2 separate regions of the Homo sapiens genome follow, and region 2 is linked to region 1. A link is an interaction called in ENCODE POLR2A ChIA-PET data of the cell type or tissue named here. Cell type or tissue: Panc1. All regions are shown on one strand. Each heading gives the region's core, and the rest is flanking DNA. Links, peaks and the distances in the headings are about the cores only. Region 1 overlaps LOC105379082 (a long non-coding RNA gene). Region 2 has its middle 320 kb from the start of LINC02058.

What was found. ChIA-PET counts read pairs that join two places held together with the same protein. Peaks named below come from ENCODE experiments on the same cell type or tissue, not always from the same donor. Only the 100,000 strongest peaks of a DNase experiment are listed, where the experiment ranks them.
Region 2: POLR2A ChIA-PET joins it to region 1 with 5 read pairs; 1 of 35 experiments calls an interaction of 5 or more read pairs at or near these places.

What each region holds. Positions count from the first base shown.
Region 1 is chr5:92,648,040-92,660,377 of GRCh38, forward strand. The region is part of intron 2 of LOC105379082 (a long non-coding RNA gene); the gene reads right to left. Among named protein-coding and RNA genes, the nearest start is that of LINC02058, 290 kb to the right of the region's middle. In Panc1, for the core only: a CTCF peak has its summit at 6,777; no DNase peak of the experiment used is centred there; H3K27ac peaks cover 3,466 bases.
Region 2 is chr5:93,248,634-93,260,971 of GRCh38, forward strand. No RefSeq gene overlaps it. Among named protein-coding and RNA genes, the nearest start is that of LINC02058, 320 kb to the left of the region's middle. In Panc1, for the core only: no CTCF peak of the experiment used is centred there; no DNase peak of the experiment used is centred there; H3K27ac peaks cover 2,759 bases.

The sequences.
Region 1 (12,338 bases), core at 4,494-8,493:
GGTCAATTGAAATTATCCAGTCTGAAAAATAGAAAAAATAATTTTTAAAAATATGAAAAGAGGTTAAGATACTTGTGGGACATCACCAGGCATAACAACTTATATATAATGTGAGTCCCAGAGATGAAAGAAAAGGGACAGAGTATTTGAAAAAAAATGACTGATGAAAAACATTAATCTGCACATCCAAGAAGCGTAACAAACTCCAAATGGGATAAATTGAAAAAGAATCTCAATATAATAATCAAACTCTTAAAGACAAAAAGAAAGAAAGAATCTTAAGAGCAGTGACAGAAAGGTGATTCAACACATACAAAGGATTATCAATAAGATTAAGAAGTGATTTCTCATCAGAAACCATGGAGGCTAGAAGGCAATGGAGTAACATACTCAAGGAATCAAAAGAAAAAAACCCGTCAATCAAGAATTTTATACATAGCAAAACTCTTCTTCAAAAATTATGAAGAAATTTAAACATTCCCAAATAAACTAAAACTGAGTTTGTTGCTAGTATATGTGCCTTACGAATTGTTCTTCAGGCTTAAATAAAAGGACAATAGACAATAACTTGCATCTATATGAAGAAATGAACACTGGTAAGGAAACCAGCACAGGTAAATATAAAGGAATATAATATATAAAAGACAGTATTAATACATTTTTTAAAATCCTTCAGCAAAATTATGTGATACAATATTCACATTCAAAATTTAGATGTACTTCTATGTGATAGCAATGAACAATTTGAAAATAAAATTAAGAAAACAATTCAATTTATTAATTATTAGTATAATACTTAGAGACAGACTCTCTCGCTCTTGCCCTGGTTAGAGTGCAGTGGCTCAAACATAACTTACTGCAATCTTGAACTTCTGGGCTCAAACAATCCTCCCACCTCAACCTCCTAAATAGCTGGGACTACAGGTGCACACCACCACACCGAGCTAAATTTTAATTTTTGGTAGAACCCAGGTTGATCTTGAACTCCTGGTCTCAAGTGATCCTCCTGCCTTGGCCTCCCAAAATGCTGGTATTACAACTATGAGCCAGCCCAATTCCATTTATAATAGCATCAAAAGGAAAAAATATACTTAGGAAAAACTTAAACCAAGTAAGTGCAAGATCTGTACACTGAAATTTATAAAACATATGGAAAGATGCCCTTTGTCAGTAAATTTCAAGGCTTACTATTATTAAGATGGCAGTATTTCCCAAATGATATACGGATTCCATGCAATCCTTACCAAAATTCCAAGTGCCTTTTTTTCCAGAAAGGACAAGTGATCTGAAAATTTATAATGAAATCCAAGTGATGCTAGATAGCTAAGACAATCTTGAAAAACAAGAACAGTTGGAAGACTCACACTTCCATATTTTGAAACTTACTGCAAATCTACAGTAATCAATACTGTGTGGTGCAGGCATAAGGTTAGACATATAAATCAATGGAATAAAATTGAGATTCAAAAAATGAACCCATTCATCTATATTTAATTAATTTTCGACAAAGGTACCAAGAGTATTCAATGAAGAAAAATAAATTTTCAACAAAAGGTGTTGGAAAAACTGGATACTCTTGTGCAAAAGAATGAATTTGTACGAAAACCTACTATAATAAACAAAAATTACCTCAAAAAAATCACAGACCTAAATGTAAGGCCTAATACTATAAAAATTTTTAGAATTAATAGGTATAAATCTACAGGACTACTGATTTGGCAAAGATTTCTTAGATATGACACCAAAAGCACAACAGACTAAAGAAAAAATAGATAAATTAGACTTCTACCTAAACATAAAATTTTGTGCATCAGAAGACACCATTACTAAAGCAAAATGACCATAGAATTAGTGAAAATATGTGTAAGTCATCTATCAGATAACAGTCTAATATCCAAAATATAAAAATAAGTCTTACAACAGAAAGAGAAATAGCCCAATTATAAAATTGGTGAAGGACTTGAATAGGCCTTGATTCAATGAAGATATGCAAATAGTCAATAACACAAAAGTGCTTAACATCATTAGTCATTTTGGAAATGCAAATCAAAGCCACAGTGAGGTACCACCATACACCTCCAAGGATGATTATTTTAAAAGAGAAAGAAATAAAAATTGTTGGTGAGGATGTAAAGTTGGAACCATCATTGCAGGTGGGAATGTAAAATGGCGCAGCTGTGGAAAACAGTTTGGTAATTCCTCAAAAAGTTAAGCAGAATTACCCTGTGTCACAGCTATTCTTTTTCTCTACGTATATACTCAAGAGAATTAAAAACATATGCACACAAAATATGTATACAAATGCTGGCAGCAGCATTATTTCCAATATGCAAAAAGTGGAAACAATCCAAATCTCCATCAACTAATTATTGAATAAATAAAATGTGGTATATCCATGCAATGGAATATTATTTAGACAAAATTAATGAGTACTGATACATGCTACAACATGAAAGAAACTTGAATGTATTGTACTAAATTAGTCACAAAAGACTACCTACTATATAATTCCATTGATATGAAATGTTCAGAATAAGTAAATCCGTAGAGAAAGAAAGTAAAGAATTGTTTGACAGGGTAGAGGGGAATGGGAATTGGTCGTCATTGTTAATGGATATAGTGCATCTTTTAGGGGTGAAAGAATTAGTGGTAATGGTTGCACAACACTGCAAATACACTAAAATCCACTAAATTGTATAGTTTAAAATGGTGAATTCCATATTATATGAATGTTTTCTCGATAAAAACGATTGAAAAGGAATTATGGAGCCTCCATCCACCTGGATTCCCAAGTGACTATGAAAAGCAGAATCTTCTTGTCAACCACATAGAGAATAAAGGGGAAATTGAATTTGTTTTGAGCCACTGAAATTTGGAGTTGTTGTGTTACCACAGCATAAATCAGTTTACCTTACTAATGCAGCTAATGAGTAGGAAATGTCTACAAATTACTTTAGAAATCCATGCCGTTTGTTGTGTGCGCATGTCATCCCAGCTACTTGGGAGGCTGAAGCAGGAGAATCGCTTGAACCCTGGAGGAAGAGTTTGCAGTGAGCTGAGATCGCTCCACTGCACTCCAGCCTGGGAGACGGAGTGAGATACAAAAGCATCAAAACAAAAAAATAAGTTCATGCTGTGTTAAAATCTCCAAAGTCCAATCACCTGACAGTATATAACTACCAATTTCTTTAGCCTTTTAAAGGGCAATCCTGGTTTGAGATCAACTCTATATGTCATTGAACATATGGAACTATTTAAAAGTGCCATAGAACTTAGTGAAGACTGTAAAACCAAAAAACAATTAGATATTCAGAAAATAAATCTATAAGGAAATATTTGTTAGATGTTTCCAAACTTTTATTTACTTATTTATTTTCCTTTGACATTACTTTTCTCATCATCTTAGAGGACCAAAGCAGGAAGGTTAGAAGGTAACTACCTTCTTATACATCAAATCATTTCCTTTTGCTATTTTGAAAAGTAAACCTTTCAAATAATCCTAATATCCTTAATATTGATGTATGAATATCACTGCATCACATTTAAGGTGAATAAAATTGATGCAAATTGAAATTGCAGCAGGTTGGTGAAAGGCTTACTATATATGCATCTACTGAACTTCATATTTTGCAAATCACTTTATAATTTCAAAAATATATCCTTTTTCCTACTTCCAAAATCTTTACCTGTCACAATAGTACTATTAACACACTATTTGTTTAAATTTTTCTAAGAATTATCAAAGATGTAAGTGTGTTTATGTTAATTATGTGAGATTCACATGAGATTGATTTTGTAGCTTAATTTCCCCCTTAAGGCTCACAGGAAGATTTCTTCTTGGATTGTATATATGTAGATGAGGATTCTATGCCTCAAGACCAAAATTATGTCCCAGGTTTTTCATATATCCTTGAAATGGCTTTGCTAGTGTCACAATTTTTATTCCCAACAAATAAAATTTTCTATATCTGCCATTAGTATCCTAAATTATTGTTGTTGTAGTCATTTGTTTGAAAAAGCAACTGTAATGAGATATTTAAATATAAATTTGCAGATAAATCAGTTTGCATCACTCTTTTGCTTAAAACACTTCCACGTGCTTAGACTAATATCCATAAAACTTAACATGGTCTACACAAATTTGTGTGTTCTGGCTCCTGCCTGTACTTCTGATCTTACTTTCCTCCAGAATCATGAGCTCATTCAAGCTTTAGAGCCATCTCTTTTCTAGTACATTGTTACCTTCACTCCAGATTTCACATGGTTGGGTCTCACCTTTGTGATCTCAGTTCAAGTAACACCTCTTCAGAGAAAGAATTTTCTCTAACAATGCCAGGAAAAATACTCCTATTACTTTAAATAACATTATACTGTTTAATCAGATTAATTTCTTACATAAATTTCCTGAGTTATTTATTAGTTTACTTGTTTATTGTTGGCATTAATATTATGCCTCTAGAATAGAAGTCTATGAGAGCAGATGATGTATACTATGTGCCTTGAAGAATGCTAAAATTGTGGAATGAAGAAAATACATGAATAATGCCTTGGATAACTCTGACATTAGGTGTGATGCTCCCCACCCGACTACCTAACACATGCATATCTTTGCACACAACGTTCTCCAAGTTGTTCAGCAACTCCTTTGTCAAGATTAATCTTGGACATTCTCAGATTAAAGAAACCTCTACAATCCAAGTCACTTCCAAAAATATATTAATAACCATTTATTTGTACCATTCAATATTGTGCAAATAGTCAAAAAAGTCTGATTTCGGACCATGGGTTGTTGCATGGAGTGTGCTTGTTTTCCTGGACCTCAGTGAGCATTCTCTATGCTTGTCTAAGGGCAGGATTTGGCCATGTGTGGTTAGTTGATTACAACAAACATATGGGGAAAATGGCTGAGAATGCTCAAATATTGAAACCATATGTTACTGCATAGGAAACTATGCCTTATTAAAACACAAAACAAAAACTGAGAATCCAGCTAGAAACATACAGTTCAGAGCTTTTGCTTTCAAAGCTTAACAACACTCAATTTATTAGACTAAAGACTTTCTTTTAGATTGAACAGAACCTTTACATCTCAGACCAGCTACTTAAATAAAAATATTTCCTTTGACTACAGAAGGTTACAAAAATCAAACATCTTGCATAATTTTCAAAACTGTTTAAAAGTGCCTTAAATCCTGTGAGATTTTTAATATTCTGTTTTAAATGCCATGAGGACTTCATAGATTTTATATATACTGTTTATATAAATGGGATGTTTTAACTATTTTTCTCAATTACTGTCATACCATCTTCATAGGAAAATGGTGCAGACAAGGAACTTGACTGTCATACTTAGAAAAGACATTAGTCTTGTAATTAAAGACTTAGAAAATTTAGATCAGAATAGCATTTGTACCAGAAGTAATGCTGGGTATCAGTGGAAGACCTTAGACTCACACACATTTTCTTCTGATCCTCAGATGAACCTTATTACTATCCTTCATCAAATCTAACATGCTATTAAATATAAAATACACCACCATTAAGAAATAAAAAATGCTGCCAATTTAAATGAAATAATGCTAAAATATAATATAAACTCTTGATTTCAAAGAGTTTAAAATGTGAAAACATATGCATGTTCAAATCAATAAAGTATGGTGGTTATACAAACTTGAATTTTGGCTTAATGTCTTAAAATAAAATATAAAATATAAAGCACTTAAAGAAATTTAAAAAATGTTGTTTTGGTGCTCTCACATTTTCTTTTTCATTTTGATGTCTGTTCTCTTAGCTAAGGAGCTCAATGTTTCCTCCTTATTTTCACCCCACACCACCACCCAGCCCTCTCCATACTCACACAGCCCTGCCTGCAGACAGTCCTTTCTGAGCTTCCTATTCCAGGTAGGGCCAGTACTCCGGAGTTTTCCATTTAACTTCCTCCCTCTTTATTGCCACTGTTAGATATTGATCTGGTAAATTACTGTGAGCTGGGAGATTTGATAGTCAAAGATAACCATGTTAGCATTTTAACAATGTTTGCATTTTAACTGTGGAATCCTAGATTCACAAATTTTAGCCCAAATAAACCAGTCTTTTACAGTGTGTTTTGAAGTATAATTGCAGGCTACATTTTGAAATATACAGACATTTAATCCATGCAAATTATACCCTCATTTCCATTCATATATATAGGGAGGCAATATATTATAATACAAACAACATGACGTTTATGACTCACTGAGACCTTGTTTTAACATGCACTGTGTAATCTAGAAGTTGCTTAACATCTCTTAATTTTATTTTCCTCATTGTTAAAGTGAAAATCATAATAAACACATTTCATAAATTGTATAAGCATTAAAAAGATACCAATTATGTAAGATATTTTCTAGTATATAAAACTATTCTCCAACAATGTAAAATGATATATAGTGATATAATTATATAACATATAAGCATATATTATATATATATGCATATGTTTTTGACCTATATAATATATGCATATGTGCATTAGTCTGTTCTCAGGCTGCTAATAAAGACATACCCAAGAGTGAGTAATTTATAAAGGAAAGAGGTTTAATTAACTCACAGTTCAGCATGGCTGGGGAGGCCTCAGGAAACTTACAATCATGGTGGAAGGGGAAGCAAACATGTCCTTCATCACATGGTGGCAGCAAGGAGAAGCGTAGAGCAAAGAGGGGAAAAAGCCCCCCACAGAACCATCAGATCTCATGAGAACTCACTCACTATCACAAGAACAGCATGGAGGTAACCGCCCCCGTGCTTTAATTACCTCCCACCAGGTCCCTCTCAAGACATGTGGAGATTATGGGAACTACAATTCAAGATGAGACTTGGTTGGGGACACAGCCAAACTATATAAACATCTAACAGGTAAATATGTATTCATATATACATAGTTTCTCTCTTTTGAAACCTCCATCAAATTGTCAAATTATGCCTAAGTAACATTAAACACCTAACCTCTACTAACTCTACTATAAATCACGAGCTGTCATTCTTGATGGTTTTCTATCTAACTTTGCATGTGCTGTTTGTGCACACATAAAAATCTTCACCTAAGGATCTAGGCAGCTATAGAACTATTTCGTGTCATGTCAATTTTTTGAAATAATTTTATTTGTCCTTACATAAATGAAATCAATTATCTATATCACTAATGTATTTTTGAGTATTTGGTCATTATGCTTTTCTTTCTATGTGATTTTTCTCTTTTATCATAATTCAAAACCGTATTGCTTTAGTAATAGCACAGCCCTACAATGAGATTGTCAGACCTTACGAATCTGTTGATTTATGAATTTCTCTGATAATTCTCCTCTTTCCTAATTTGCTCATTTCCCTCTTCCCTTTATTCTCCATGTCTTCTGTTTAATTTTGCCTTTAAAAAAAAAAATTGGAACTCCCTTCTCACCTTTTCATCATCTCTCTTCAAAATTCCAAGGTTTCTTCTCTTAGTCCAGACTATAAATCCAATGAACATGCATTTATTTCTAACTTGCATTTTTAGATAATTAAGATTAAAACATATTTATGGATTAAAAATTAATTTTTGTTCATCCCATACTTAACTGTATCTTTCCTTATAAAGTTCTATAAATAATTTTTTCAACATGTTTATGTTCTCTGAAATCTGAAACTTTTTAAACAAATATAAATGCTAAACATTTTAAAAGAAACATGTGGTCAACTGTAGCAAACTTCTACTGCATGGAAATCCCACTACCTATGGAGAGGTTATTAGATATTGAAACACAGGGTGGAATTTCCAGAAATGAGGGAGATTGGTTTTGACCAGAGACAATAATCAGAGTTCCCCCAACCAACCTGGCTGCTCAATTGCTCTCTTTGGAATTGGACAGAATAAGAAGAGAGCATAGGACACAGGTTTAGAATGTGATTTGATGGGTGTTCTAGTATATATGGAGGTAATATGATGTTTAGTACAGCTAAAGGAACAAAGAGAAAAATGTGAGTATGGATGTAAATGTGTATATATATCTACAGTTTTACCATCCTGCTTTCTGAAGTATCACTGATACTTTAAGGCTCAAACTGGTAAGAATAAGCTGACTAATAATAAAGGAAAATACCTTGGTATATTTTTATGTATGTTCTTTAAAAAACATACTTTAAAAAACATTTATTTATAAACTTTGTTTATAAATAAATAAAACCTTTCAGCTTTCTCTGTATCTAAAACTATATTTGCCTAATTATCAAATATTTTAAAACAGTTTTTGGAAAGAAGTGTAAGTCAGAGCTTTGTCTGCTAAGTGACATAAAAAGCTGTTTGAGAAGACAGGATATATCATTTTTTAAGTTATATTTTAAATATGGTGAAATTTAAATATCTGCAGTATATTTAAATAAATACACATAATAAGCAGACAGTGATGTATTATCAGAGCTGGAGGAATAAGACAACAAAGCAGGTGATGTAGGTTAGGGAGGCATATATCTAGTGTTGAAATTCAAAGTCATGAGGCTATATGAAGTTTTTAAAGACAAGAGACTATAGAAAGATTGACAGGGAGTTAATAACAGAACTTGGGCAAGTATTCACATTTGATGACAAAAACATAGAGGAAAAAGTCATTAATTAGAGAAAAACTAAGACTATATATGCAATAGGAAGAAAAATGAAACATTGTTAAGTAACATTGGAAAAAAACAAAGCACGAAAAATGCAAAGAGAATGGTAGTGGCCAATGGTCTCAGATTCTACTGTGAAGTCTAGAGGAATGAATATTGAAAAAATATAAATGGACTTGTGATTGGTGACCTTGGGGAATTCAAATTCAATACAATTGTTGAGGTGAGATAATACGCTTAGGAAGTAAAGGAATTAAGGAAAAGAGAAATAAGATGGAGGAAGACTGCATAGTAAAGTGAAATCCTTTTAAAAATGGACAATACTGGAGAACTATGTAGACAATGGTAAATGTTCAGTGGTTGGGGGGACTTCAACATTGTAGAAGGAAGAGGGTAATTGATGGAGGAGAAAGGACAAAATTATGGACTCGACAGTCAGTTTAAATGTTAATGGAGAGTTCCTGAGTGTGTAGGAGCAGCTGCTGACAGGAGCTAAGGATATGTCAGTTTTAACTAGCACCCCTAGGCAGAAGAGTCCCAAATACTGTCTCTTGACTTGACCTCTTCCCTGAACTCCAGTTGAGTGGGTGGGCTTGTCACTCAGGGAAACACCACAAGTGATGCAACCATGTTCCTATCCTCTTCATTCTATTATTAGTCTACAGACACACATCTTTTTCTGTCTGCCAATTTGTCTCTGTTAGCTTCACCATACCCGTACTTTTCTTTTCACACTTGCCTCCCAAAAATACATGACTTAATACATTGACAGTGTCACTGCATGTGATTTGAAACCTAGAACCTAGAAAAGGAAAAATGTTGAATGGATCAATGAACAAATGAATGGATGGATACTATTCTAGTCCTTTCTTACGCAGGAAGGAAAAAGAAATAACTTTTCTGCCTTTACTGCCAGATATATACAAAAAATATATTGTATATTCATTTGTAATAAATGCTAAGAAGATCAATAATGCTCAATGAGACCATCGAGAACTGTAGACTGCAGGAGCTATTTTCTATTGGTTGATCAGGAAAGGCCTCCATGAATAGCTGACATTTGAGCCTAAAACTAAATGAAATGGGAGAACAAACTACACTTGATACTTGGGGGAAGAGTTTTGCAGGTACAGGGAAGACCGACTGTAAAAGTCTAACAGTAAGAATATACTTCGCCTGTCTGAAAACCAATGTTCGCTTGATTAAGAGGCTGGTCTTCATGTGAGGAGGAAAATGAGACCAGAGAGACAATGGAAGCCCAGATCATGGAGTGCCATTTTGACCAAGATGTAGGTTTGCTAGATTTAGGAAATAAAGACACAGAGTATCCAGTTAAATTTGAATTTTAGATAAACAGCAAATATTTTTCATATATCTATGTCCCTCATATTGTATCACACACAGGCATTAAAAAAGTATTTGTTGTTCATTTGAAATTCATATTTAACAAGGTGTCCTGTATTTTATCTGGAAACTTTAACATGGTGACATCTTTGCATTTTACTCTGACAAGGAATTGTGCTGAAGTATTTTGAATGAAGAAGTAGAATAATTGCTTTTATGGCAAATAAATAATAAAGTGGTGAGGATAATCACATGAAGACTTGTGAGGGGGCTATTGTTACAGTCAAGGCAAGCTTGCCAGAGCGGTAGTGGAGAAGAGAGGGTAGCAGTATAAAGTAGTGAGGAAGTTACCAGTAGTCGAAGTGACAGATTAGATTTGTGATGAAAAAGAAAGAACAGAGTCAAAAATTATTCCAAGATTTATTGCCTAAATAACTAGGAAAACAGAGCTGACATTTCCAGAAAGAGAGAAGATTAGAAGAGGAAAAAAATTTATGCATAAGATCAAGAGTTAAAATTTTTTATTGATGTATATTTTCCCTACTATAAATTTCATCCATTTTAAGAATAGCATTTCATGATTTTTAGTAAATTTAGAGTTGTACAACCACCAATACAATCTAACTGCAGAATATTTCCAGCCCCCACTCGAAAAAAAATTCTTCTGGCCCATTTGCAGTGATTCTGTATATCCATGTTAGCCCCTTGGCAGCTACAGAATTACTTTCTATCTTTACAGATTTGTCTTTCCTGAATGTTCCATGTAAATGGAATCTACAATATATTGTCTTTTGTGCCCAGTTTCTTCTACTAAGTATTATGTTTTGAGGTTCATCCATGTTATAGCATATATCAACTCTTGGTACCTTTTTATTGCAGAATTGTATTCCGTTGTATGGATATATCACTAATTGGATTGTTTCCAGTTTACAGCTATTATAAATAATGCAACCTTGAACATTCATGTACAAGTCTGCATATAGATGTATGTATTTACTTCTCCTGGGTAGATTCCTTGGAGGAAAATTTCTGGGTTATAAGGTAAATTTATGTCAATAGTTTGGTTTTGAATTAATCTCCAGTAGAGATTTTGAGTGGGTACCTGCCACATGGATCTGGAGTTCAGAAAAAAATGTAAATGTAAAATTGGAATTTAACATCACAAACATGATTTTAAAGTCATTGGGCTGAGTAAGGTAACATAAGTAGTGAATGTAATTAGAAAAGAGAAAAAGTCTAAAGATTCACTCCTGGCACACACTAATTTAAAGGTTAGGAGAGAAGGAAGTTTGATGAAAAGAGAAAAAAAGGCAAACAGAAAAAGGGTCCAAGCAGGTACTTTTTGTGTCCTATCATATCTCCTTGAGCAAGTTTTAGGCTCAGCTGAGCTGTGGTGGACAGTTTCAGTACATGCTAACAACCTTCCAAGTTTTTCTGCTTCACTGCCTCCAGATTTCTTCCAAAGTAGAAAAGCTCACTCAGCTCTTGTGGTGGTGTATGGAATCAAAGACCACAGAGGTAATTTTTGGTGAAGACAAGATGGGATACAGGGATTATAAAGGCCTCAGTCTCCTATTCTTTGGCAAGATAATTCTGAGATTGGCTTAGCCCATAAACAATCCTGGTGATTTTGCTGTAAGCAGTTTCAGAATAACAAAAAGGCTGACTGGAGTTGATTCAAGGAAAAATAATGGAAAGAAAAGAGAGGAAATTGAGATGCCTCTAGGATCTATTTCTAGGAGTTTTGCTGCAAGGCAGAGGAAAGAAATGGCATGGTAAGTAGACAGAGATAGGCAGTGAAGACAGTTCAAAGGAAGGATTTGTGTTAAAGGCAGAGGACGTTACACTGCATTTGTACAGTTGAAGGGAACAGTAAAGATGCAGGAGATAGAGGGAGAATTGCTGGAGTGATATCTTTGAATAGATGAGAGATATGATGAGGGTGCAAGTGCAGAGTTTTACCTTAGGAATACAGATTTTATCTGTTTTAACAGGGAAAGGCAGAGCTTTTAGATATAGATGTGAATATATTGGTACATTTAATAGTGGAAACGTGTGCTTGCCTCTTGACTTGAAGAATAAATTCCTATCCAGATAGTGGATAGCCACCTTCTACTTGAACCCACCAACAAGAAGGAATTTTTATATTTTAAAAGAACCCATTCTATTTCAGACAGTCCTAGGGTACCACAATTTTTTCTCCATAGTATTGAGCCAATGGGTAGACAATAGAGGTGTAAAGTCTTAGGAATGGATGGTAGAGGCACATTTGTTACAAAATAAGAAACAGCAGTTATAGCAGATGAGGAGGGTAGGGCAAATATTCTAATCCATCAGCCAAGACTAAGATTGGAAAATACTAATGTAGGAAAACA
Region 2 (12,338 bases), core at 4,843-8,842, 600 kb after region 1:
TTCCTATGGACTCTAAATAATATTAATAATGATAAGCTTAATATTCAAATAGTTTCAGAGCATTGTATTCAGTATATAATTATTCTTCACTATGAATTATTTTCTTGCATTCAAAAAACGTATTCTTTAGTGACAACTTAATTTTAAAATACAGTATTAAATATATTAGATATTCTTTTTTAAGAGTATTCTTAAAATAGAATACTCTTCGTATCTAGAAGGAACGGCTAAATGTGTCCACAGTCTAACAATTGAATTTCTTTAAAATTTTGTCCAACAGAGCTTCAGTGAATTGGCACCAAGAATAACCATTCTGGGCTTCTGGGTTATTTATCTACATTTTCAGTGCTACCTTGGTAGATACCAGGCCAATTTCCTAGATAGGCCAGAGGAAGGGAGAGGTGGGGGTGTTTCACTACCATCTCTGGGTTAGTTCAGCACAAATTACTTTCCAATCCTGTTTCTAATTCTTATTTGCTTCCCAAGGACATAAACAATATAGAGTGTTAGGAAAACAAATCTTTTAGAAAAAAGTTTGATGTTTATAATTTAATAATTGAAAAATTAAGATAGATGTTTCTGTTTTCTAGAGATGTACTATAAAATTTCTTTATTAACTCACTGGAATAAGCAGGTTGATGAGCCACACAGGGTATTTTAAGATACCTGTTAGATTATAGTCACATCACCTTTTAAATAATTCACCCTAATTTTGTTCAAACTGGCACCCAGTATTTAGTGATAAGATTGATCAGATTGTGTTATTGTCTGATGGAAGCTGAGGAATTCAGGAGCAATAAGTTATGATGACATGCTTGAGAATTGTTGGGGACAGATCTTCCTCCTGAAATTACAAGTTCATACTGTGATATTGTCAAGCCTTTGTATACCATTATTTTATAAATGTTTATCAAAATCAGTTTCTTTAAATAACCCTTTCTCTATGCTATCCTTTCACTTTTATTTCCTGAATAAGGAAGGCTATTTATTAAATCTTTATGATTCAAAGTCATTTTGGAGGAAAAAAGAAAGTATTTTTTACCACAGTAGCGAATCATTCCTAGCTGAAGGCAGCCTTTGTTCTCAGTCACCAGTTAGACTGCACTTTCATAGCCTAGTGCCTTCTACCAGAGCCTCTTGATATATTCACATAAATGATGGAAGATGCATGAGACGTGAAGGTGACATGTGCAGTCTCCAGGAGGAAACTGATGCCCTGGTTGCTCGCTAAGGAGCCATCCTGGCGTCAGCGGCATACGCAGCCATGCGGCTGCCCTCCCAGCTGGAAGGAAGGAGGTAAGCAGCAGCTGTCAGCAGAAAGAGATGGGAAAGGGGCAATGACTCTCCAATTCACAGAAATAAAATTGTTCATGAAAATTCCCAGTTATGCCCTCCCATAGCTGTATTCCTTCCAAGACTTCTGACTGACTTCCCTGAAACTTCTTTCGTTCTGGCTTATCAGTTGTTTCAGGGCGATGTATTACTCAGCCACCGCCTGTGAAGTGAACCAGAACAATTTGAGGTTAATTCACCTCTCCCAACAATCATAAAAGTTTGTTCGTTCAGAGGTTCAACAATGAAATTGTTACTGATTAGTCCAGATCAAAAAATCTGCACTTTTGTCATTGCAAAAAGATTTAATTACCTTTTTCTAATGCAGTATATATGCCCCATTTGCCAAGACAAAAGAGCTATTATTCAAAGGAAAAAAATATTGCTGTAGCAAGCACAGTAACTTTTAATATTTTCACTGCTGAACTGTCAAAATGTGAACATTCCCACCCCCTTAAAAAATGAAAGTATGGAACTATCGCATAACCTTCACTTTTATAGTAAGAGGTTTTCAGAATATGACCAAAAAAACATAGCAATTTCAGCCAGGTCATAATTTAGTATAAAATAAAACAAGACATTTAAACCCGAGGAGGAAAAAAAAATCTGAGAGTGGTAGAACTATCCAACTATGTGTGCAATTTCCTTGTGCTCAAATTGCATTTTCTCCCTTCAGTGTTATACTGAGCAGGGTCTTGCCCTCTAGATTAGAGACTTTTGCATTAGAGGAAACTAGGTTATGTCTTCCACTGTCAGAGACAGAAATTATGAGCTGCAGTGCATTTTAGCCAGTCACTCTGAAAAATGTTTGCCCAAGGGGGTAATAATTAGAACTGTTTTTGTCAGGTGACTGCATTTTAAGCAGTGATGTGTCTGAGAATCTAGCTAAGGGCTTTAATATAAATATGAATATTTTTTTCAGTCAGCATTGTGGCTTGATTTTTTTTTTTGCTTTGCTTTTTATTTCAAAAGTAAGCACTTTTCAGGAATTATCAGCTAACATGTCCTACAGTTTAGCACAATGGTGACCCAATAATATAATAGCCAGCAGAGAATGATACCCAAGCAGCCTGAGAAGTTAATGCATAAAACGATAAATGAATTCATTTTGAGATCATCATGCATTTATGGACACAAATAATTACTCTGTATTGATTGCTTAGAGGAGTCTAAGCCCAAACATAAAATGGTTTTACTTCTAAATTATTGTTTTACTTATTTAAGTAGTTATTTAATGCAGTTTAATATGGTAGTTCACACTAACATAAATAAAATATATAAAAATACAATTGATGCGCTTTTGGATTACTTCAAAGTGGCTTGACACCTCTGGGGTCAAGACCCCATGGCTGGTGGGTTATCTAGGAGTTCTGTATTATTTATTAAGTTGTCCAAATCTGAATATAACCTTTTTAGACAAGAATGGATCATTTTAATATTCGTTCCCATTACAAAAGCATTATGGAAAGATGGGGATGGATGGAAATAATCTCATATCCTTTGGCTTATAAACTTTAATAAAGACTATCCTTTTGTTCCTACAATAATCCTATGTTTGCAAATAAATGAATCACTTTCAATTATGAGCTTCTCGGAACAAAAGGTCATGTTTTCTGTAGAGTCTTAAGAATACCAAATCCCATCCCCATCAGAGTGTAAATAATGAATAATTACAAAATGAAACTTTCCTCCTGAAAATTAGCTTTAACTATGTTATATCACAGGAAATAATAAATAACAATAATTTGAAAGTAATTAATTTTCTGAGACTATTCTACTTTATATATCACAGACCGTTTGAAATCTTTTATTTGTTTATTTTTAGAGACTGGGTCTTGCTATGTTGCCCAGGCTAGAGTGCAGTGGCTATTCACAGGCACAATCATCACACACTACAGCCTTGAACTCCTGGCTTCAAATGATCCTCCCACTTCAGCCTCCTGAGTAGCTGAGACTACAGGCTGGCACCACTGCACCCAGCCTGAAATCTTAAACTTTCTATTCTAAAAAGGGTTCAATTGGAAAAATGTTGTTGACTTTCATTATAACCAATTATGTACTTATAAGTAGTACATCTTTCATAATATCAGAAACATGACATAACAAAGAATAAGCTTCTACAGTATGAAATCCCCCCACTGCCATGTAACTCACCTTATCTTGCTTTGTGTACCCATGTTTTAATCTTCCAGTTTGAACTTCAATTTCTTCTTTTTTTAAATAAAAAGGTTGATTAAAACTCTGTACGAAAGCTGATTCTCTCCCTCTCAGGTGATCTTACCTCCTTCTCTCTTTCCCAAGATCCTCTCTGGGTATAAAAGGATAATCCTGTGTTCTCATGGTGATGGTGAAAGGGCCTCTGACTTACATACTAGCATCTGGGTCTTTGCTGGCCTCTGCTGGTCTGTTCCCCTCTGTATCAGGTTATCGAGCACCCTGTTCTAGTGTCCAGTATTTTGTGCTTTGTACTGCCTGGTGCGTTGGGGATGTGGAAAGGGGGAAGTGGGGGTCATGGTAGCAACTATTCCCAAAGTCCTTAGATCCTGCGGTAACCTCCTATATCACATTCCCTGTACTCTGTGGCATCCATGTCCCAACCCCAGGCTTCTTGCATTGCACTGATTCCCTTAATAATAGGAGACTCCAGAAATTATGAAATCCCTAGATAACCTCATGGGCCATGGGCAGCCAGGGGCATTATTTAATCCACTTGACTAATGCTTCCTTCAGCATTTCTAATTGACCAATCATGTGCTGCCATATTGGTGTTGTACCATGATAAACATGGGACTTCTTCAAGGAATTTGAAAAGTTCTCAAGATAGAAACTGAAGCAAGTATCAAGCTTAACCTAACCCCTCCGCTCATCTATGAACCCCACAATTTTAACTAGATTTTTCTGTTAGCCTTCATTTTACTCCAACCCAAAGGGTTTGAGCCCTATTAAGCATACATTTGACGAAACTCTTATCTGACCCCTTGCCATTCATATGCCTTTTCTGTTTTCCCTCTTCTCAGACCCTTCTGACTAATTTCCTTTCTCTTCTTTCAGGAGCTGTCGCTATGTTACATCTTGCTCCTTCCCTTAGTGTAACTCACTCTTCCCTTCACTGCATCATAGTGATGGAGAGTTTCAGGAAAATTAACAGATTATTAAAGACAGAAGAGACAATGAGATGTGATCTGGAGGGGGTGTTATCTCCCGGCTCCTCCTTTGTTCTTCTCTGCCTTTTTTGTACCTCAGGGAAAGGGAGCCAGCAAAGCTGTATTTCCCAAGTTCCCTTGACTTTCTGTTAGATTTTGCCAGTGGAAGGCAGGCACTGGAAGAAAACTGAAGAAAGAAAGAGGCCATTTTATTCCCAGCTTCTAATGGCAGTTTCAGCAGCCGTAACAATGATAGGTATATGTGGCTCCAAGTTCTACTCAGGTAACCCAATTTCAACTTCGGCAATCTCACCTGCATATGGAGTCTAGGTAACACTACTTTCTCCTTTGGATTTCTAGGCCTATGGGTAGTAGTGCCTTAATATAGGTACTACTTTCTAGATAAACTTACTCAATCAGTGCCCCAGCCCTTCCAATACTTTGAAACTAATTCACTGTATTAACTCTGAAATTCCTCAGTTGGATTATGTTTGTGTGATTAAACACAGGAAATATGTCAATCATATGATCTCTATTACATTTTTTAAAAGTCTACCTGTAGAAATATTATTAGTTCCTTTTTGTTAAAACCATGGTTGAAAAGTATTTGAAGAAGACTTCTAGAGTAGTATGTATTAACCATCAAGACTGTCTAAAGAGAATTTTCAGTCTTATAAGGTAATTACTCTACTAGGGCCTAAATGGCATCTATAGCCATTTAGAAAACAAGAAACATTCATTATTATGACTCATTTTTTGGCCATAAATTTCTGTAAGGCGTGGACTGCCTACACTTTTTATAAATTTTCTTTGTGTTAAGGAAGGAATACCAAGTAATTTTCTGGAGTCTCATTGCTTTCTGGCCCTTCTGACTTCCCTTGCCATTTTGACCCACATGTGGAAATGAGAATTACAAAGTTTTGTCTCTCTTTCCCTACTCCACCTAGCACCACACATGCTGCCACTCACTTACTTCAAATTCCTTACTTTGAATGAATTAAAGTCCAGCAAGCTAGGATGCCTGCAGTAATGGAGGAATGCTGTAGGCCAAGGACTCCAAAGACACAAATGAGGTATACACACACACATGCGCACACACAGGCATTCAGTTACCCATCCATTTTCCTTCTAAACCAGTAGCCCATTAAGTACAGGAACAGGTTTACTTTTTTATCTTTGTATCTCTAGGTTTGTTTTTTTCCCAAAGTCAAAAGGTATGTGAATAACTTTTAGAACTTTTATAGAATTAGACCCATAAACTTATAAAAGTAAAAAGAGCAATAGAAATCATTCCATTCTACTAATGATTATCTCTATTATAACATATCATTCCTATCATAATTTTTTAAATCCTCCTAATTTATCTGTGAACGCCTTTAAAGGAATGCCTGATTTGTATCTTACCATCCTGTGTTTAACGCAGTGCTTAATACACAGGGAACATTCAATAAATGCTTGGTGAAAAGGAGTAGATGAATGAGTTAATGGCTTACTGAATTAATGAATTACTAAGGAGTCAAATATCTTGTCCAAGAATGCAGCGCATAAGTAGACTAACAAGGCTAAATAACACCTAAATGATTCTAAGTTTTCTGATCCCAAGTCCAGTGTTATTTTCACAGACCTTCTTCTGAGTTAACATTTTTAGTGTTTTCTCATAAAACAAGTTTTAATCCTTTTGCCTTCAGAATAATGTAGAAGTGTGGGTGAAATAAGGAGAGATGCTGTTACACTTGTCGAAACAAGGCAAACCAAAAAGAAAGGTCTCGGTACCTAGTACCAGGTTCAGAAGCAACAGTGAAGTCTCCAAGACCAACTGGAGGAAGAATAATCAGGCATGCATGATAGGGAAACAATACTGAGCACAATTACCCTGCAAGCTCAATTTCCAATGGGGTCACTCTGTGCCTGTTTATGGAAAACGTATCATACATAATCAGCTACAAGCACTGAACTTTCATCAGAGTAGAGATAAGTTCAATATCTGTCTACATTATCATTATTTTTTCCCAAGAACAGTATATTCCACTCATATGAACTGTATAAAAGAACCCATAAGATATGAAAGTGCTCTTTCAGAATATGATTGCTGTAGAAGCATCACTGATTTTAATGTATAATGTTTAGGAAAAATGTATTCAATTGTTTCTCTCTCAACATGTTTCATTTTTAAAACAAAAAAAAGAGGGTAAACAAATGTCATTGAAAGATAGATACTACTAAAATTCTGTTACAAAAATACTTCAGTTCCTTTGTTTTTTATGTTAAATCCAACTGCAAATCACAAAACCACCTCATCTAAGACCCAAAACAAAATTGTATACCCGTATTAATACCCAAAATTTTTGGTAGAAAATTAACACACCATAATGCTTAGGGAAAAATCCTGATATGCCACCATTTGGTTACATTAGTTTTTCCCAATACGTGATGGAGTAGAAATGTGACACTTGATATTATCACTGATGGTTAATTCTGTGAACATTTTAATATTTTTCAGACATCCCAAGATTTATATTTTTCCTTCCTCAAATGAAAGCAAGAATTTAAATACCAAGTCTTTCCATTCTTTTGAAAAAATAAATGCTATAATATACCTCCCAAGGTTAATCTCTGTCCTTGCACCTCCAATGAATCTATGGCAAGAATGTTTTTTATTGCTCTGCCATATCTAAAATTGCTTAGTCCATACTCTCTTAGACACATCATTTTTCAAACTCAAACTTCCAAGTTTCATCAGAAAAGAGCACATTACACTAAATGCAAAGCAAATGATTACTAGCTCATATTCTAGGGATATATGCATTCTTTGCCAAACAAGCAAGCCCATGTGTTTTAGTTTGAAGAAAGAATCTTGCAGCAAGCAAGCACTCTTAATATACCATAGACTTTGAATGATTCTTTGGCAAACTGTAAAGTAGTTTGTTCTGGAAATTGTATCAACCATGGAGCCCCTGCCCTCATCATTTGACTTGTAATGGATATAGTTCCAAATAAATAGTTTACATTCCCAGCCTTGGCTTTTTTTAAATCTCCTATTAATTATCAGCCTATTGCAGTCTGGCTTCTTTCTCCCTACTCCAAATCATGCTAGAAGTAGGGGTAGAAGAAGCCTTTTATGGATAGAATTTGTTACCCCAAAATTCATATGTTGAAGTTCTAACCCCAGGACCTGTGAATGTGACTTCATTTAATAATAGTGTCTGCAGATGATCAAGATAACTGAGGTCATTAGAGCGGGCCTTAATCCAATCTGACTGGTGCCCTTATAAATAGGGGAAATGTGAATGCAGACACAAACATGCATCCAGGGAGGGCACCACAAGGAGATTAAGTCAGAGATCAGAGTGATTTAGCTACAAGCCAAAGAACACCAAAGATCACCAGCAAATCACCAGAAGCCAGGAAAGAGGCATGGAACAGATTCTCCCTCACAGCCCTCAGGAGGAACCAACTCTGCCAACACCTTAATCTCAGACTTCTATCCTCCAGAACTGTGAGACAGTGTCTGTGGTTTAAGCCACCCCATTTGTGGTACTCCATTACAGCAGCCCTAGTCTAATACAAAGCTTCTGTTCTAGAAATGAACAGACCTGGGCTTTGCATCCACCTTTTCACACAGTGAAGGTTTCCCAGAGTTTCATCCTCAGCCTCTTCTCCCCGGGAAACCCCACAGCCTCCATTGTCATCTTGAGGCCAAGTGCAGTAGCCCCTCCTTATATGCAGTTTTGGTTTCTAGGGTTTCAGTTACCCATGGCCAACCATGGCCTGGAAATATTAAGATATTTTGAGAGAGAGAGAGAGCAAACATTCACAGAACTTTTATTACAGTATGTTGTTATAATTGTTCTATTATTCATTATTATTGTTAATGTCTTATTGTGCCCAATTTATAAATTAAACTTTATCACAGACATATATGTATAGGGAAAAAAACATAGTACGTATAGAGTTCAGTACTGTCTTTTGTTTCAGGCATCCACCAGAGGTCTTGAAACATATCCCCCAAGAATAAGGGGGTACTACTGTATTTCCATATCTCCATGTCTAGCTCTAGCCTCTCTTCTTTGATTCAAAAATGTATTTGTGACTGCTTGGTCAGTATCTCCAGGTGATTTTCTTGCAAGGATCACAATCAAGTTTACCCCAAGCCTTCTGCTGCTTCTGGGTAAATGGCTATCTCATCAGTTAACATCACCACCCACTCAGTAAACCAAGAAAGAAAGGTGAATTACATTTAACATTTCCTTCTCCTTCAGTCATTGTATCAAGTAGTTCCAATTAAACCTACCTGTGAAAATTTCTTGAATCCATTTCATCCTTTCCAGGCATACTGCTATTTAATACTGTGTTGGTTTGAACACTATTACTTGCTCCAGCTTCTTCATGAGTCTTCTAAAGATTCTGCCTACCACCAAACAACTCTGTGCTTTTTACCAAAGTCATTTTTCTACACAGTGCCTATTGTATCTTCCCTATTCAAAACCTTTGTTTTTCCACTACATATAAAACCAAGGTGAAACTTCTTATCAAACCACATTAGGTCTTTCAGAATCTGATTTAATCCTGACATTCCAACCTCATCTTCTGCCACATCCCACCTGCGTCCAACCCCATCTGAAGATGCAGGAGGACTACACTTCTCTGAACACTTGAAGACACTCACGGCTATGTGACTAATTTTGGCCAATGTCCTGTGACTCATTGCCACATATATCACTTTCAGGCCAGAGTATTTAAGGGTCAAGATGAATCCACTAGCACTGTCTTTCCTGATACAGCAATCACAGAGGAGGCTCTATGATAATACCAGAGAGAAGGTCCCTGAGACACTGCATGGCAAACCGTTGCTAAAGAGTGAGCAGACTTGCAGCCAACTTTGTATAAATAATAAATAAACTGTAAAGATGTTAAGCCACTGAGATACAGGAGAGGTTTGTTGCTGGTACATAAACTAACTTACTTTCTGTCTGCTATACCACCCATATCCACCAATTTTTTATACTCCTATATAATATGCTTTGATTCACATGTTAAACTGTGTTGGTTTTACATCAAATTGCCACTTGTAAGTGTATTTTGTGGCACTTTCAGTGTAGTGATATAGCATATGCTTTAAGAAATTTTAAAAATAAAAAAATCAAAGAGTATTATGCATGCCATAAAGCTCAGTTCAGTTTCTTCTCCTCCCTGAAGGTCATCCTAAATTTCGCCTCCTCCCCAGTTTCTCACACTCATCTTTTTCTGCCTTCTTATAAGAGTTGTTTTTTATCTTTGGTGTCTCACCTTATCTTATGGTTATTTATTCATCTCTTTTCCGTTCAGTCACACATTCTAAAAAAACTGTAAGCTCCTTAAGGTCAGGACCTGTATCTAACACATTCTTTAATCCTCCTAAGCACTTCACACAAAGTGCAAGCCCATTGTCTGTGCTCTTCACGCATTGTCTATGCTCAGTAAATGTGCATTGGATGAGTTCAGTTGTAGAAAGTAATAAATGGATTTTTTTTAATAAATGCACCACCTCTCTGGAAATCCACAGTGCTCACATTTTGTGTTACGAGCTCATTTTAGAGTGATTGGATGCCTTTTATTGGCTAATGTCTGCCATGTGGTAATGTCTTCATTTGCTGAGTTGATGTTCCAAATCTTACAACTCTTAGTCATAATTATTAGTTTTTCCCCTGATTTTGTGCTTCATTGAGGTTTTAAAGGGTAAAATTAACCTCCCAGCTTTTCCTCCATAAATTTATAATTTCATTGTGATTTCATTGCTAGATTGGCTTCCATTTCAGAGATTTGTCCAAAGTTTAGGTGATTATGTGTCTGTTGTTTTTCTCTTCTCTCCAATGCAGTTATTTCCTTACAATCTAACTTGCTCAACTGCATAGCAATAGATACAGCAACATGATGTGGAATTCTAAATACTACTTACTTAGAAAAGATAAATCTTAAGAGAAATGAGACATGTTTTTTCACCTGTGTTAAAATTATATGAGAATTTATGAAAATAAAGACTCATTCCCATAATATTCTTCCCTGCTCTGGCATCTGTTTACCTGGACATAAGTCAATGTTTTCTGTGGAACACAACATTGTAAAATGTACATTAACAAGTTCTTAAGGGATATCATAAGCATAAAATCTGTTTAGCTATTCAACAATATGGAAATTTGATTGTTTAACTTGAACTAGAAATGTATGGCTTCAATTTCACTAAAGTTATATATAATTACATAGATTAAGACATGCATTTGGGAATTTATTACTTCTCAATATTGGTAAAGCTAACATAGACATTAGACTCATAAACTACATAATTGCTTGTAAATAGATACCTTGTAAATAGATACATTGTAGGTGAAAAAAATCATTTAAAGGGTCAGAAAATTATGTCTGGCTGCAAAACTACATTCGAATGTGTCACAGAACTTCTTGAGACTCTCTGGGGAAAATATTGAAATACTAATTTTTACCTCACTTGCCTCAGTTGCTTGTCCTTTGTAAAAATAATTTGTAAAAGTCTGCCTCCCTGTCCATCTTTGAATCCCTCCAGTCCTAACACCTGGCTCAGCCAGCTACCACTCCTATAGTTTTCTCAAACCGTGGACCCAGTGAAGCCCTGCAAGGCGTAAATGACCCTGGGCCAGTCAGGAGCTCAGCATCAAGCAGATCTTTTTTCAGGTCTTCTAATAAGCAGACTTGCCCTTTTGTTTGTAATAAAGACTGTGTCTCATACTTCATGTTAGTAATCTTATTCCATTGCTCCCAAGTCTGCTCTGGTTTGCTGCCTATTAAGTGAACTAGTTGAGTGATTTTTTCAAAGTGGGTCCCCCAAAGCATCAGCAACACATGGAAACTTAAAGAAATGCAAATTCTTAGGCCCCGCCCCAGATTTAGTGAATCAGAAACTCTGGGGGTACAGTTCAGTAACAGGTGCTTTAACAAGCTGTCCAGGTGTTTTTGATGAATGTTCAAGTTTGACAACTAGTGGGTCAGTTTTTTGGCTTTAATTCCTCTTATTTCCATGTGCCTCTCTGCTCTCTTCCATCCCATCATCAAGTCCTCACCCTAACAGGGCAAACTTCTTTTGGAAAGTAGAGAGGGAGCAGGAGACATTTTTACGCCCGATTCAAAAGCATGTGACTTTGGGAAGAGAGACAAAGGTTGAAAAAGGAAGGGTAGTCTGTTTTGTTGTCCAATAATACACTATGGAAAAATGTAGTAAATGCAGCTGTAATAAGTGAAAAAAAAATTGTTAAGGGAAAGAGATGCTCAAAGTTAGGATGGTACTATCCCTGCCCTGGGTATTTTTAGAGGGACACCAATAAAAAATATACTTACTTTTTTGGTGGCTAGACTGTGTTTCTTTCAATTCAACACTGCAGAGATAAATATAGAAACCAAGTTAATATTCAGGTTTTACAAAGAGGCGTCCTGCCCAGTTCAGTGTGTTATGGGACAAGAACAGCATGGGACAAGCAAAAACGAATCAGCAACTTCATTCTCTATCCCTCTGCCTCTCTGAGCTATTGTTCACTCAATTATCCCCACTTCTTTATTCACCCTTCAGCCTCCCTTCTCCATGGTTCCTTCTCCCTCACTATGCAAACCTATGAACATTATCACCGTAGGACAAAAAAACAAACATCGCATGTTCTCACTCATAGGTGAGAATTGAACAATGAGAACGCTTGGACACAGGAAGGGGAAACATCACACACTGGTGCCTGTCATGGGGTTGGGGGATGGGGGAGGGATAGCATTAGGAGATATACCTAATGTAAATGATGAGTTAATGGGTGCAGCACACCAACATGGCACATGTATACATATTTAACAAACCTGAACGTTGTGCACATG